2 separate regions of the Homo sapiens genome follow, and region 2 is linked to region 1. Evidence: read pairs that join two places in POLR2A ChIA-PET (ENCODE). Cell type or tissue: A673. All regions are shown on one strand. Each heading gives the region's core, and the rest is flanking DNA. Links, peaks and the distances in the headings are about the cores only.

Evidence for each region. ChIA-PET counts read pairs that join two places held together with the same protein. Peaks named below come from ENCODE experiments on the same cell type or tissue, not always from the same donor. Only the 100,000 strongest peaks of a DNase experiment are listed, where the experiment ranks them.
Region 2: POLR2A ChIA-PET joins it to region 1 with 12 read pairs; 2 of 35 experiments call an interaction of 5 or more read pairs at or near these places.

The regions. Positions count from the first base shown.
Region 1 is chr4:157,997,661-158,006,140 of GRCh38, reverse strand. The region is part of intron 1 of LOC105377509 (a long non-coding RNA gene); the gene reads left to right. Among named protein-coding and RNA genes, the nearest start is that of GASK1B-AS1, 170 kb to the left of the region's middle. In A673, for the core only: no CTCF peak of the experiment used is centred there; a DNase peak (open chromatin) is centred at 4,160; H3K27ac peaks cover 829 bases.
Region 2 is chr4:158,130,862-158,139,341 of GRCh38, reverse strand. GASK1B (golgi associated kinase 1B) reads left to right here. Exons shown (of 5, transcript NM_001128424.2): 4 at 8,330-8,480. Among named protein-coding and RNA genes, the nearest start is that of GASK1B-AS1, 36 kb to the left of the region's middle. In A673, for the core only: no CTCF peak of the experiment used is centred there; no DNase peak of the experiment used is centred there.

The DNA of each region.
Region 1 (8,480 bases), core at 196-8,195:
ATTTTCCTGTTCAAAGTGAATGCAAATTCAATCTCAAGCGTGTCTAACTAAAAAGATAATTAATTAGCTTATGTTACTGAAAAATCCAGAGTTAGATAAATGTAAGCTTTCAGTCTCTCAATTCAGGGTCTGATGCAATTAGTAAGACTCAGTTTCTTTCTCTTCATCGTTGAGCTCTGCTTCCCCTCTGTTGGGTTCATATTCAGCTACAGACTCTCCTCATCATAAAATGGGCCTTTGCCTTGTATCCTGAACCAGGTCCCTTCCATGTTTGACCTGTAATTTCTTCTCATTGAATCAGTTTGGTCACTTGCCCATTCCTGATCCAATGCTGCTCTGCACCATTTGGCCAGGTGTATGGTGCTACTTTACCATTGAAGTTGAGAATAGAGCTACATTTGAATAATATAGGGGGCATGGGTCCTGGCAAATTAAAAAAAAAAACTATAATCCATCCCTTAGGCTAGCAAAAGTACAAACAGAACCTTATTCTTAAATTCCTTTTTCCCAGTTACTACATTCACTCCAAGTCTATGGCCTCTGGTCAATATTAATTCCTTCTCATCAGGTCTGGGTGTAGTTCCTCATGGTCATCAAGCATCATCAAACAAGTAGAGAGTTTATCTTTGTCATATGCAAAACACATTGATAGAAAATACAAATATGTACCACAAAACTTCCATTGGATGGAAAGAATGGGAAACAAAACACGGTGGCCTATCTGGCTCAAAAAGAATAGCAAGGATTATTTGCTCCATTTTCCCTGACACTGTAAGTTCTTTTGTCAGCAGACCTGAATTAGTCACCCTAGTTGTATTTTACTCTATAGTTTTCCTTATTTTTGTCCTCAGTGGTCATGTGTGAGATGTGTGTGTTGGGTATCCCCCATCTGTTTCCCTTGCTATCCGATTAGGAATTTGGGATATGCTTTAGTGGTTGTACTTGCAGCCTGTTTTATTCCAGTGTTGATAGGACAATTCCATTAAAACTTAAGTGGACTTTCAATCTGTCCTCTAGACAATTCCATGGGCCAGTGCCAAAGGCCAGAAATCTCCTCAAGCTGGTCTTTGTATGAGAACTAGGCCCCATGTTTTTCTTAATTAATACCCGCCTGACACATTGCTCTGCCTATCTTCCTTACCCTGAGAATCTGCATCTTGCCCCTGCCTTGGGCCATTTAACATAAGGACTGGGGCTGATGTGGGATCTTTATACTGAGGTGACCATCCCTCTAAGTGTAGTTTAAAAGAGGAGCTTTTCGAAGAATCCTGAGGAGGATGGCTTCTCTCTGGTTTTAATATTACCTCCTGTGATTGCTCCTACTTCCCTGCTTTTGCTGGCAATAACTTTAGTTTGGAGGAGAGAATCCAGCTGTCTGAACTTTCAAATTTTTCTGTGACCTCGAATGGAAAGTCTCAGGCAAGAAAGGTATTTCTTGGTAAAGCCATATATTTTTTTCTTCCTGTCTTTACTTAGAGGAACAGATTTCAATGTCAGCTTCTTTTTAAAAAGAAGACTTACAGTGAACCATAAGAACTAGCAAGCATATGCCACAATTCTACATTTTTTAAATTCAAGACGATTAGTTCTATTGTCTCAGTAAGGATAGCTTCTGAACACCAAGCTAATACGTGTGTAAATTTACCTATTTGTAACCTCCGTTACCAAATTACAAGTGTTACCCAGCACGAAGTGTTAGAGTCCTCCTCCCTCCTTGATTCTTCCAATTATGAATTTAGTGTTTGTCATTTGCATTGTTCCATTCTTAGTGTTAGCTTTTGTATGTTCTGATGGCACGTGAGAGAAAAGACAATCCAGAGTATGACAAAGGGGGTTTATAGACTAACACAACTGAAAAGGCCAGGGTTTGCTTGAGCCAGGGGGATGTTAACAGGATCAAGTTTTTCTTTGTTCGTGTTTAAGATTCACATCTTCTTTGTTGACTTGTTTTTCAGATAGTGTGCTTGTTTGAGTTGTGTCGATTTTGTGAAAGATGGTCAGATACTGTGTTAGATAGGTGAGAAATAATTGAATCAGAATTATGGATTTGCCTAGACAGGAAAATACAGATGAAAAGAGAAGGATACCAGGCTAGAATTCTGGAATATACCAATGCTTAGTGCAAAGGAAGAAGTGATGATAAAGGAGGGGGAGAAACAGCAGTAAAAATGTAGTTAAAATACTGGGGTAAGTCTTTTTATGACTTCACTAGACTAGTATATAAACTAATACTTTCAAAGAAAAGTTGCATATTTAAAAGCTTTGACAATTTTTAATGCATTTTTGATAGCACATGATTCTGAAAAAATAAATGAGAAGTTGGTTTTTTGAAAAGAAAGAATAAATTGGGAATAATAACCAAACATAACAGTGAGTTATTTTATTTGAGAATAAAACAACTATAAAGACAGAAAGTGAGTAAAAAGTAATCTGTTCTTAGAAAAAAGAGTTTGACAGTTTATCCAAGTTTATCATAGAATACCTGTATAAGTACACTATTTTAGGTGCTTTAACATTTTGGAACATTCCAATTTTGTTATTTATCAATAACACTTTCAAATGTTTCCTAATAAGAAACACATGTATCACATATAAATTTGTTATTCTACCATTACTTCTACTTTTTAGAATTGTTCTTTTCAGATCAATTCTTGAGTGTTCATTTCACCAGAGCCAACACCTAAACAGAGAACCCCAGGGAAATTCAGGTTTTGTGGTTTGTATTGCAGCTTCTCAGGAAGCTAGCATGAAGTTGTGTAATGTCTTTCTATCAGCTATTCCTTGTGGGTATAGTGAGCTATTTTCTCATGATTAGACTCTATAATTACAGACATTTAATAACAAATCATGTCATGATGGGCCTAGGAATTTCAGCCATAAAATTGGCACTTGCCAAATATCAATTATAAAACTCAAAGCATTATATAGATATTGGTAGTATTGTTTTGTTCTCAGACCATCAGCACATATGCATAACAATTATTGTCATTGCCACATAGATTTTAAATCCCTTTGGGAAGATAATGCCTGCCTCAGTGATAATAGTATTTATCGTTTGATCTTTCTGCCTAAGGTATTAGAAGTTACTAACTCCCAGAGTCTTTTGATTTCTTTGAGTAGCTTTTTGTTAAAAAAAAAAAGCCAACAACACACACAAACATCAACCATAGTGAAGCACAATTAGAAGAAAAGGTAAACTGCTAGTTAGAGACTGCCCATGAACTCGGATAGTGAGTGAGATATTTCAGTGTCAAGTATATCAAGGGACTTGAAATCACTCTCAGACTCCTCCCGTAAGACTTTCAGCTCAGTGTTTTTTAATTGACAAAATAAAAATTTATATACTTATGATATACAATATGATGTTTTGAAATATATACACATTGTGAAATGGGTAAATTAAATTAATTAACATATGTATTACCTCAGCTACTTATCATTTTTATGTGGTGAGAAAGAACACTTGAAATATACTCTCTTAGCAATATTCAAGTATACAGTGTATTGCCACTAACTATAGTCACAGTCTCTTGAACTTATTTCTTCTATCTATCTGAAATTTTGTATCCTTTCACCAACATCTCTGCAATCTCAACCCCTACATTGCCCCGACCCTTCACCACCACACAGCCCCTGGTAACCACCATTCTACTTCTGCTTCTAAGAGTTCACCTTATTTAGATTCCACACAAAAGTGAGATAATGCAGTATTTGCCTTTCTGTGCCTGGCTTATTTCAGTTCACATAATGTTCTCTAGGTTCATCTATGTCATTGCAAATGATAGATTGTTTTAACACACACATAAAAATGAAACTCTGCTGTTATGTAAGACAAAATTCAAAGAGGGAACCAAGTTTGTAAAGCAAAAGCAGTAAACAAAAATTCCAAATTGTCATCTAAATGATATGTGAGATAAAAAAGTGATTAAAATTTATAACTGTAGACTATTAGAACAATAAAAATGAGAACCCTATATTAAAACTAATATAAGTGGTTCAAAGCTAAATTCGAATGTGATTACATGGTTAAACAACAACACAAAAAAAGCAAACTAAACCTTCAACTTAGAATGGTCCAGAAAAAATTAAAAGGACACACACACACATACACACACACACACAGAAGAGAGGAATAAAAGAAACAGGAAGGAAGGAATTAAAGTAAGGAAATTAGAGAACAACAAAAAAACAGTTGAACTGCAAGGGAAACCATGAGAGTTGATTCTTTGGGGAAAAATAGTAAAGCTAAACTTGTGGAAACTATAATAACGAGATAAAAATTTTTCAAGAGAGAAAAGGAATGTAACAATGTTTAAGTAGGATATTAAAATTATGAGACTATTGTATACTCAATGCTAATACATTTAAACATTTCTATGAAATAATTGTTTTGTAGAAGATAATAAACTTCTAAAATATATCAAGAATAGAAAGTAAAAAATACATTTTGAAAAATTATTTCCACATAAAACTCTAAACAAAAACAGATGACTTATTACAGATTTACAAGGAATGGATTTAACATTTCCATGCCAAATTGTGTGGCCAAGAGTATCGAAAAGGATGGAAAGTGATCTAATTAGGTTTTTGAAGGCAGTATAGTTTTGAAAGTCTCATCACTTATATAATTGTAAACATAAACATTCAAAATAAAACTGATTATTGAGAAAATAATCACTATTTTCAAGTAGTTTTATTCTGTGAAACAACGGTTAAATATTAGAAAATATATGATGTAACACAAATTATATGTCCAATAATTAAAAAAGCTTATTTTAAAAGAGGCTAAAATATATTTAATAAAATTAATCGTTTGACTATGTGTCACAGCTCTCAGAAAATGAGGATGGAAAAGCTCTTTTTTGATTGCAGTCTTTTCCCCTATTCCACACCATGCACCCACTTTTGTGTTTCTACTTTGTAGTCTTTCACCAAATTTTTTATTTCGCATATTCCTCTTAGCCCTACTTTTTATCCTTTTGGCTCAGTTTCTCTACTAATCCCTAGGATGATCGTGGTTTGAATTAACACAGGTCTTCAATACATTTTTCCTACCACATTACTTTTCACCAACCCCCTCCCACCTCCTATCTTCATTTACCTTTTAGCCTTCTCTAAATTCCAAGATGAACCATCATAATCACTCCCTTGCAAACAGATTCATCTCCTTTGTTATCTGAACCCCTTGTAACAATTGTCAATATCTGAGCCTCAATTAACCCAGCTACCCACCTATACCATGCTTGCAACCCAATAGCTTAACGGGGAAAAGTCCAACTGATTTCACTTTAATTTGTTAACCACAAGCTTCAAAACACCCTCCGCCCTGTCTGACACTCCTACTCATTTTCCGATTGTCTGAGATGACTGTGTTATCCTTCATGTTCTTGTCCCCAAGTTCTTCCGCTATCTTTCGCAAGCCTTGCTCTCAGAAGATTATTTAGTGTTATAATTCATGGGTTAATTAGATGCAGGATATCAGAACATCCTCTACTTACCTAAAATTATAAAAACTTAGCTACGTTTGTATCCATAATGCTGTAGTCTACTTGTTAACATGGAAGACGTGCCTGTTCTCCAACAAGGCCAAGTCCTCCACCGAAGATTGGTCACTTTCACACAAAAGAAATCTAACAACTTTCTTCATTCTGCTTGTTAAAATGGAAGCGCCCCTGCGCTAATCACAGGTGAACCTTTCTGTTCACCTGAATTTTATTCCTTGGGGCTTCTGAAGACTTCTTTACCTGCCTCCATTTGAATCACATCTCTCTCTCTCAGATTGGTTCAATCTGACTGATGCGTAGTCAGACTCTCAGGGTGTCTTCGAACTTTTTCTCTATAAAGAGCAACGGACAGTCCCAACAAAAATAACAAAATTTTGATCACGCATTAATTTCTCTGCATCCTTCTCAGCAACAGGACATATAATTGTCCTCACTCGTCGCCTTCATTTTATTCCTTTGCATTCACTTTTTGTCCTACTTAAATAATTTTAATGTAGTTTTTTGAGAAGGCAATATATGACTGTCTTAAAAAATTTGAGCAGTACAGAATGTTAGCACCCTTCTATCATCAATCCCCAATACTAAGATTTCTCCAAGTTGAAGTGATTTTTTTTTGCATAGATTAAAGTATGCTTTGCTTTTCCACTTATCAAGGAGATCTTTCATGAAGTGTACACAGGTATGTCTCATTCCTTTTAACCACTTCTGGGCTTGCTGTCACATAAATGTATTTACACAGTTCCCTACAATGAAGATTTATAATGCTTGCAATCTCTTGCTAACACAGAAAATACGGCTGGGAAAATCTTTGTAATTATATTTTTATGCCATGTATTTATGGGATACACTCTTAAAAGTGGGATTATTGAATCCAAAGGATATGTTTATTTATAATTTTGGTAAATGTTGGAAAATTGCCTTCCAGATGTTTTACTAACTTAAATTTATACCAGTACTGTATAAGAGTGCTTGATTCTCCACACCTTCACTAATACAGTGTAGTAAGAGAATTTTGCTTTTTGCCAAATGCAGTATTTGAAAACTTGATATCCAAATGCAATTATAATTTACATTCATTTTATTATGACTGAGGCTGATCATATTTTCAAATTTTAAAAGGCTTTGCGTTTCTTTTTATTTCTGAATTCATGTCTTTGCCCATTTTTTTTACATTGGTTTGTTTATAATTTTCTCATTAGTTTGTATGGGCAATGTATATATATATGTTAAGAAAATAAACATTTCAGCAGCTGGATTACTAAAATATTTAAGCTAGTAAGTTTGTAAATTTTTTTCTTTTTCTTAAATTTATTAAGTTTAAAACTTAATTTTGATGGACTCAAATTTATACATTTTTAAATAGTTTTGCACCATGTTTTGAAAGTTTTTACATCATGCTTATAAATACCTTACACTATCAAGTATATGAGAAGGTTTGCCAATGTTTTTCTTTCATTTCCTTTCAATTTTATAGTTCGGTTTTTACACTTTGAAAACATTGGTCCTTCTGAAATGTATTTAAGAAGCAAGAGAGAGAATCTAGCTCATTCGTTTTCCCTAGATGCTACCCAATTATTCCAGAATTATTTGATCCACACACCTCCCCCTGTCTGCCTCTCAATACCCATGGATTTAGAATGCCACTTTCACCAGTAACTAACAACCCATATATATTTAAGACTATATCTGACTTTTTGGTTATATTGACTATTTGTGGCCAGTGCTAGTATTTCCTATTGTTTTAGAACATTTTTTTTTCTTGTATAGCTAGCCTTTGCTTATTATTCTTCTGCTTCATATTTTCTTGGATATTATTACACGTTTATTTTTTCTTTGTAGACTTTAGAATCAATTCATAACATTCCTAATCATGAGAGAAATACAAATCAAAACCACAATGATATACCATCTCACACCAGTCAGAATGGTTATTATTAAAAGTTAAAAATCAACAGATACTGACTAGGATGTGGAGAAAAGTGAATGCTTATTCACTGTTGGTGGAAAGATAAATTAGTTCAGCCCCTTTGGAAAGCAGTTTGGAGATTTATCAAAGAACTAAAAATAAGACCACCATTCAACTCAGCAATTCCCTTACTGGGTATCTACCTGAAGGAAAAGAAATTGTTTTACCAAAAAGACACCAGCGCTCGTATGTTCACCACAGCACTACTCACAATAGCAAAATCATGGAACATCCTAGGTGCCTATCAACAGTGGACTGGATAAAGAAATTGTGGTACACATACATAATAGAATACTATGCAGCCATTAAAAAAATAAAATTATGTCCTTTGCAGCAACATGGCTGCAGCTACAGGCCATTATCCTAAGTGAATTTGAGCAGGAACAGATAATCAAATACCACATGTTTTCACTTATAAGTGGGAGCTAAACACCGGGTACATGCGGACACAAAGATGGAAATAATAGACACTGGGGACTCCAAAAGGAGGGAGGGAGGGAAGGTGGCAAGGATTGAAAATTACCTATTGGGTATTGTGTTCTCTGTTTGGGTAACGGGTTCAGTAGGAGCCCAACCTCCAGTATCATGTAACATATCCATGTAACAAACCCATACGTATATCCCCTGAAATTAAAATAAAAATAACAACAACAACAACAACAACAACAAAGTTTTATGAAAAACTCTGGAATAAATTCATTTGTATTGAGTTAAATGAATAAATTATCTTAGGGTAATAGATATATTTATAATGAGTCATTTCATCAAAGCACAATAAAAAATTTAAACTGTTTACTCTTTTAAAACTTAGGTAGTTTTATTATTATTTTATGAGTCTAGACTTCCTGGAGTTCTTATTAGATTTATTTGTAATTTAATGCTACCCAGAGTTTTAAAAAATTACATTTTTTAGCTGCTTATTGTTGCAGTCACTCAAGAGTAGCTCTTGTCACCCCAAGTCCACTGAAATGTTTGTTGTTAAGGGGACCAGTGATTTTTCTTTTGCAGAA
Region 2 (8,480 bases), core at 312-8,311, 130 kb before region 1:
GTATGCGTTCTTTGATTTCTTTCAACAAACATTTATAAAGTACCTGCACTGTATAAAGTATAATGCTGGTTGCTATAGAGAATACCCAGTGAATCATTCTTAGAGGCATTAAGTTGTAATCTTCATGAAAGCAAGAACTTTGTCTTTTCTAGCAGGGGAAGCATCGTGGTAGGCAGGCGGATGTTTTTGAAATCCACACGAGTCACTCGTTTTATCTCCTTAGGCAGGTTGCTATCCTCTCTGAACATTTTTCTTCAATTGTAATATGGGAAAAATATATACTATTCTGGATTATTTTGATGATTAGGAACTTTTAATGTGAAGTGCTATAGCAGAGTTCTGAAATATTTTAGCAAGGTTATTTAAAGGGCTTGATTTTGTAGCTGTTTTCTAACCCAAGAAGTATAGAAACATAGAAGGGAAAATTCTATATGTATATGTAAAAGTAATTTTTAAGAAAAGTTTAACTCATAAAAGCAAAATTTATTTTTAGTGGCCAGAAAATAATTAGGCTGTCAAAATTAATTTATTTTTTCAAAAGAGAACTGATTTTTGTAAAAAAGTGTAAGTTAAAATAGCTATTAGATTTGTTTGCTACATTAGGTTCTGTTAACCATAACCAAAACTGAGTTTTAATATAGTCATTTAGCTTATCTTTACTTATTTTTGTCATTTTCCTTTAAAAATCTATATTATAGAAAAAAATTGATAGAAATTCTATATTAATAATAAAAGTAATACACATCAAGTTAAGCAAAAGAAGGTTTTCAGTGATACTATTCCTTCAGATATAAATGAACATGTTTTACTTGTTTCTAATTTGATTTTATAGATTTAGTTCCAAATAGTGGTGCTTTACTTCACTGAAGAAAGCATTTAAAAATTTTATTACAGTAAGGTTATTTCATTTCCATGTTAAATTTATTGCCTAATAGCAATTCATTCTATAAATCAGAATTTCATAAAATGCAAAAATTTTTTTTTAGTCTGAGTGTTCTTTTTAAATCTTTACAGGAAAATGGATGTGTCTTTGACAGAGACTATTTTCATGTATCTCTGCTTGTGCAAATTATAGAACATAAATTTTCTTTCTCCAAAAATAGATTGTTGCTTGCCTGGTGACTCCAGTCTTTCTGTGGCATAGTGATGTTTGGCTTCTGGTTCTTATTGAGAGGTGCAGTATATGGATTTTAAACATTGCAGCTATAGAAATCGATCCAAATGTATAATAACCTTAGAATACTTTTACTTATACGTAAAGAAATACTGTGTCATTACGTGTCATTTATTAATGTGGAAGAAACTAGAGATTCTTCCCTGGGTTGGTATACACTGACATTTATTTTTAAACATGGAATTCTAAAGTAGAGGTGGAATAGAGCAATGAATGCTCTTTACAGAGGCAGAGGCACAAGGAAGCCTATGCCCATTTTTAGATTTCTATATTGCAGACTATTTTTACATTTCTCTTCATTCATCAACTGCTCTTCAAGTCAAATATGCATGCTCACTAATTTAACAGGCACCTGTTGTCATGGCAGCAGAGAACAAAAATGAAATTCATTATTTTATGCGGTGAGAGTTCGCAGGTGATACAGATGCTGGCGGGGGTGGAGCAGGGGGGAATACTGTGGGCTTTTGCTTTGTATAGCTCCCCAAGCAAGAGGCTGTGTCTATATTAACAAGTGCCATGGGATTGTGGGATTTGTCCGAGGTTGCATTCTTTACAATCTAGTGTCCCTTTATACACTCATTAGACTACATGGGGCCAACTCTAGTTCTATTGATAATATGGCAACCATACAGTGGTTTTCATCAAGACAAATTCATGAAAAGGGATTTTCCAGTGTAAGTTATTAGCTGATAAACAAATAAGTCCATGTGTTTTTGCATCTGTCTGTCTGAAGGGATGCTGGTAATGATAACGATTCTCACTGTCTTTTTCCCTTTTTGAAATAATTAAAATAATTGTTGAAAATGGAACTTTTTTCTAAATGAGATATCCAATGAGGTAACTTGGATTGAAAGAAATCTTCCAGAAAACTGCTAATTATAGAAAAGCATTTCCTTTGGTTATTTCTGTCAACCTGCCTAGTATGTATTTATTGAATGCCTATTACATACATGGCATTATGGCGGACCCTCTGTGAGATATGAGAATTCGTTATCCATGGTTAGTTAATTTAAACCCACATAAAGAAACTAACCAAAAGCACACAGCAAGCACAGGCCATTCCATTATTTGGCCTGTTCAATTTTTTTTGCACTTTATTCAGTGTATGCTGCATTTAAAAAAATCCGTTATCTTGATAAGCCACCATCATTTGGTTTATTTGACTCTTCCCAATACAAAACAGTGCTTTGGAGGAGCATTGTAAATAGCCAAATACAAAGTGGGTGCCAACTTTCAGCAGGGTTCATTCAATAACAAACATTTATTGAGTACCTACTATGTGGTAGGCATTGGGTGAAATACTATGGTGAATGTTAAATTCCACCAATCACATGTCTTATTGCATATTTATACTTTCTCTCTGATATGCATTCTTCTTTCTAAAGATGCAGTTTTTAAATGCTAAAAACAAATCATTTGAAAAGAGATGGTGAGGATCTTAAGATGCTGACTTACCAAACCAGAAACACACACACCTACATACACACTTGTGATTATACCCTCACTTAGACCCTTAAAGAGGTGGAAAAACAGAAGTTTATCTAATTTAACTAACAGATTTGAATGAGAATAACATTTGGATGATGGGAATTTCCTACCTATGTTAGGAAGAACATCCTCATTTTACCCTGTTTTTAGCTGTCAAGCACATTCTGCCTGTGTTTCCTTTAGTTGTCATTCTTTTACTGTTTTCACCTGATGCCCTACCCACTTGCCTTCAACCTTTCTTCCAGCTCTGCATGAGAAAATAAAAATGAAACTTGCAGACACATAAAAAATTTTTAGCTTTTTTTTTTATAGGCACAGTGCATTTTCTGGGGGTCCTGCTATGTTGCCCAGGCTCGATTTGAACTCCTGGGCTCAAGCAATTCTCCTGTCTCAGCCTCTTGAGTAGCTGGGACCGTAGGTGCACATAACTGCACCTAGCTAACAATACCCTTCTTCACCTTTCTATCTGACTACCTGCCCTAATGTTCCCCTTACTCTCAGTAATGTGGTCTCCTATTGCGCCACTCACAGTAGGATCCAAGGACCCATGCCACTTTATACCAGTTCATGATGAGATAATGCAAAGTTACAAGTAAGCATTTAGAAACTTTGATAATAATTTGATAGAATAATTTTGCCTGCTGAATCTAACAAGATGTTTATCTGGTATTTTCCATTTCAAAAACTTTATTTCTCTGATGATTAATCATTTTTTTAAACAAAACAATAGTCTACATAGAGAAGCACTGGCCAAATACACTTATTGTATCTCTAAAGATGCCTTTGGATTTCTTACCTCCATGCCTTTGCCTGGTTTTTAGCTAACACTGCCTGGCTCTTAAAATTTAACTGTAATGTCATCTCCTTCATGAGCTTTTCTCTGAAATCCTACGGAAGTTCTTTGTATTTCTGACGAAACCTTTATAACTAATATTTTAAATTCAGTATCATTTAACGTTCTACACAAATGCGCCTCCTTTTTGCAGTATCGTTTTGGAGACTACCCCCGAGAGATACAATCAGGATGGATAAGAGCATGGACTTTAAAGCTGTAGATACCTGGACTGGAATCCTGAGTTGTGTCATTTAAGAGTTGAGAGGCCTTGGGGAGGTCAACTAGCCCTTTTCTGCCTCAGTTTCCTCATTTATCAAATGAGACTATTGGTATCACCTATGTCTTAAGGTTACTATGAGGATTAAATGAAATAATACATGTGAAGCATTAAGTATACAGTTCCTGGCACATACTAAACACTCAATATAAAACTGCTATTAATATTTTTATTATTAATATTAGCAGCATTTTATATATATAAATAAAATAAAAATATAGTACTTTTTTTTTTTTTTTTTTTTTTTGAGACGGAGTCTCACCCTGTCGCCCACGCTGGAGTGCAATGGGGCGATCTCGGCTCACTGCAACCTCCACTTCCCGGGTTCAAGTGATTCTCCTGCCTCAGCCTCCTGAGTAGCTGGGATTACAGGTGTGTGCCACCACGCCCGGTATCTTTAGTAGAGATGGGGTTTCACCATGTTGGCCAGGCTGGTCTCAAACTCCTGACCTTGTGACCCACCCACCTCAGCCTTCCAAAGTGCTGGGATTACAGGCATGAGCCAGCATGCTCGGCCAAAATATAGTACTTTTTATTGCCTTCATCCAAGCATTGCCTGAAATTAGTGATTTAATCATACTGTTTTGAGGAAAAAGAAGATGTGAAGAAACTGACACAATTTCTTGATAGGCCCATTTTTGAAGACATAGCTGGTGTGGGTAGTGTGCATAGGGTTGGAACATCTTTAGGTTTCTGCAGATTTCTAATGGGTTTTGGTGAACTAGGACAGTGCTGCAGAGGCACCCTTGTGTAGGTGCTGCAAGCATAAGTCGAATCACTCATGAGATGCTTTTTTCCTACATGCAAAACTAACACTACCAAAGGAAAATGGAATTAAAAAAAACTTTAGAAGAAGGAAATATATCTAAAAATATCCCACCACCACCACCAAAAAATTTGGCTGGAACACCTGGGTTTTTCTGAGTATAATTTTAGTTAGGTAAACATTGAAAAAATGTATTTTCCTAAGAAAGGAAAGACTCATTTTATGGAAAATGGTGATTGGCAGTATTTTAAGATGCAGAAGATTAGTTTTGGAAAAGACATTCCTGTTTTAAAGAATAAGATGTGAATTTGAACAAGCAGCAATAATGAGGACTAACACTCATTATTGCTTAGCTGACAAAATGTATCCCCAAATAGCCTTCTTGTAGGATAGTTACCTACGCAGACACGTAGATGTACACTACAGTGCTTAATCATGCAGTAGTTAAGTGAATGTTTTAAGTGTGCACTAAACAAGTATATTAAAACCATATTATGGATTCATAGCTATGTAGGATATGCTTTATTAGGCTTTAAAAATTAGATAAGCTGTCTTAAAAGTAAGCATAAATATGCTCAATAGAAAACTAAATTAACTGCCTAACAAAATGGCACTGAATTTAAGGGTGTAGATTATGTTTTTGTGGTCAAGTTATTTTTGGTATATTGAATATGAATTCAAAAGGAAACCTATAAACAAAATTCTGAGAAGAGCTAGAGAACATGAATTAAGAGGTACGTAAGCCCTTGCTAGACAAGGGCAATAATACAAAGACGTAATTTACTATAGTTGGAGCATAAGGAAAACAAAGTAAAACCTAGATTATTTGAGACCTTACAGCTGATTTTACATCTGCAGGTGTACACACAGTGTTCGTGCACGCGCACACACACACACACACACACATATGCCCATCAAGTACATATATAGATCTGAAAAAAATTAGTGGCAACATTTTCTATAAGAGAAGTTGGGCTGAATGCACACACCTGTTTTCAGTAATAATGTCTCTTAGATCTGAATGGCACAACAGTCTGTCAGGGAGGTGGTGAAATCATCACAGACAGTTGAGTGATTCAAAATTAGATCAGACGAAGTACTTTAAAAGTACACTGTAGCAAACAATCTAATGTTGGTAAGGCAATAAAAAGATGACCTAAATCAATCTTTTCAACCTTTAACTTTTAATGCTTTTGTGTAGTTTAAAAATAGAAAAATATAATGTTTACAGAAGTACTGAAAGGGCCTTATCTCTAAAGAGCTTATTATTTAACATAAATATATGATATTCATGGTTTTGTTATAGAAACAGTACAAATGTAGTTATGTATCTTAGTCCTTTCCCCACTACTATGAAGTCCACAATGATGGAAGAACTAAGGGTTTGAAGAAGCATTTAAGAAATGTTTGGTAGCATTTTCTTTACGGGTTATATTCAAAACACATATGTCCAATATAATAGACTTTGATATTTAGTCAAAATTAAATAAGATTTAAGTTTTTTTATTTTTAATGTTAATGTAACTAGATAAAACAATGATGATAAAATGGTACACAGATTCTCTGAGAATCATTAGTTAATGTGTATTTAAAAAAAGGGGTGATTGAGTGGGAAGCAGCTTATAGAAAAGTTAGTTTTCATGTTCTTTCTGACCTTAACTTAAATAATTGGCAATCAGATGCAGTCTCTTTTATATCATTTGATTTCTCTTATACTCAAAGTCAGTGAAGGTACTGCGTAAAATGACTGAAATTGAGAAGAAAGGGCTCAATAAAGTTCTCTAAAAGTTTCTAATTTGTGCTTTTTTCATTCCATGTGCTATTCTAACCTACAGTGATTTGCTTGGGGCACTCTTGCTCACCTTTGGGAAACCTTCTTATTCTCATGTCAATCAAATGCACATTAACAAGCAGTGGTAACTTACTGTTCCCTGGAGTCAGTCTATGTGACTTTTTGGATGAACTATGGGTTAGACTTATGGTCCCATGGATCAGTGGCTTGGAACCAATCTTGACAGAACCCTCCTTTTCTGTGACTGTTTCTAGGCCAGCAGTGTACCCTTTGACTGGTGCAAATGCTTGGTCGCTCGCTTGCCACACATGTGACCAGCTTTACATAAACTTCATAGAAAATTGGCTTATGCTAACTTCTCTTACAATCCTTGATCTCAAGCATGCTATTTGATACAAAGTCCATTTACATACAGTAAACAGAGAAGAAAGTCCTTTGTCCAGTTCTTGAAGCTTGTTCTGGTAGCAAAGGAAAACTAAATAACCATTTCAATTTTCCATTGGAAGTGGTAATGGTGGAGAGGTGCTGACCATGGGTAACATTTGCCTTGGTGCCTAGCTCACTGATAGGATGTAGAAGATGTTCAATAACTGTTTGTTGGATAAATGAATAAATGATCATTCCAAAGTAGGCTAAATTTTGGCACTGCTTTTCGGCATCCCTTTCTAAGCAGCTGGTCTCCTAGACAGCTCCATGGGAGCTGCAGAAACACAGGAGGATGAGAAAAAGATGGGAATTTAATACCAAAAGAATAAAAGTGGCAGTGTCTGTCTAGCCATCTTTTGACTAGTTAGCCTAAAACCATTCAATATGACGTACTGGGGAAAAAAATCGTGGAATTTTGGAGACAAACAAATCCACGTCTAAATCCTCACTTTGCTACTTACTTACTAATATTCTACCCAGGGCAGGTTACTTAATGTCTCTGAGGCTGAATTTTTCTTCATTTAAAATGGATAAATTACTCTTTGTCTTAGAAGCTTGTTTTGAGATAAATAACTTTGGATGGTATGTAGGTGTGTTTCAACAAGAGTAACAGTAGTTTTCATTTTTTAAGTGTCTTATAGATGCTTGGGACAGGGACAGAGGGTGTACACATATTTTCATCAATCTTTCTACCAGGTGTTCGAGGTAAAGAGTATCATTCCTGTTACTCAGGCGTTTACATTGAGAGTCGGTGATGGAAAGGAATCTACACAAGGTTGCAGAGCTCAGAAGTGTGAAAGCAGAGATTTGACTTAAATTTATCTGATTCCTTTGCCCAGGCTTTATTTTACCTGATTCATAAATATTATTTCTTTCCTTACCCAATGGAAATGGAATTAAACAGTTCTTCTTTTTCTAATTAATCTGGTTACCCTCTTCTATAGGGTGGTATCCTTAACTCCCATAATAAACTTCAGTAGGCCCATTTTGTTCATATGTTTAGAATCTAGCTGTGGCCTCCATTTAGATAGTGCTTTTAGGTTTTATGATTTGGTCTCACATCTTTTCAATAGATTTCTTCTATGTGATTTCAAGTTAGCTTACTGTAATACTGAAGTCCAGATAGGCTAGGGGATGCAATAAACTTTTTGTGGCAATGAAGTAACTCCAATTTCCCATAAGCCACCTGAGGGAGAAAACAAGACAGAGCCTTCCAGACACATAGAAGTACAATGGTGTTTCTTCTGCTGTGCGTGGAGTCAGAGATTGTGCTGGCCATGTGTCTGTATGTGATGTCAGTGGGAACTTTGAATATTTAGGGTGGAGATGCCTAACTTGGATAATCTGACTTTGGATCTATTAGCAGAAGCTGGAAATGCTTATAACTATGACTGAGTCAGAAGGATATGAACCTTGGACTTGTTCTGACAGTTGCCTTTAATTAAATGAGCCTGGCCCTCTTAGATTCTGGCAAGTCAGCTATTCAGAAAGCACTGATCTTTGAAAATCTTGTAACTTTCCCAAGTTTTGTTTTCACTCAGCATCTTGGATTTTGTGTTTTCCATTTACAGATTTATAATCGCTTAGATACAAATTGCTGTGGATTCAGACCTCGCAAGGAAGATGCCTGTGTACAGAATGGATTGAGGCCAAAATGTGATGACCAAGGTTCTGCGGCTCTAGCACACATTATCCAGCGAAAGCATGACCCAAGGCATTTGG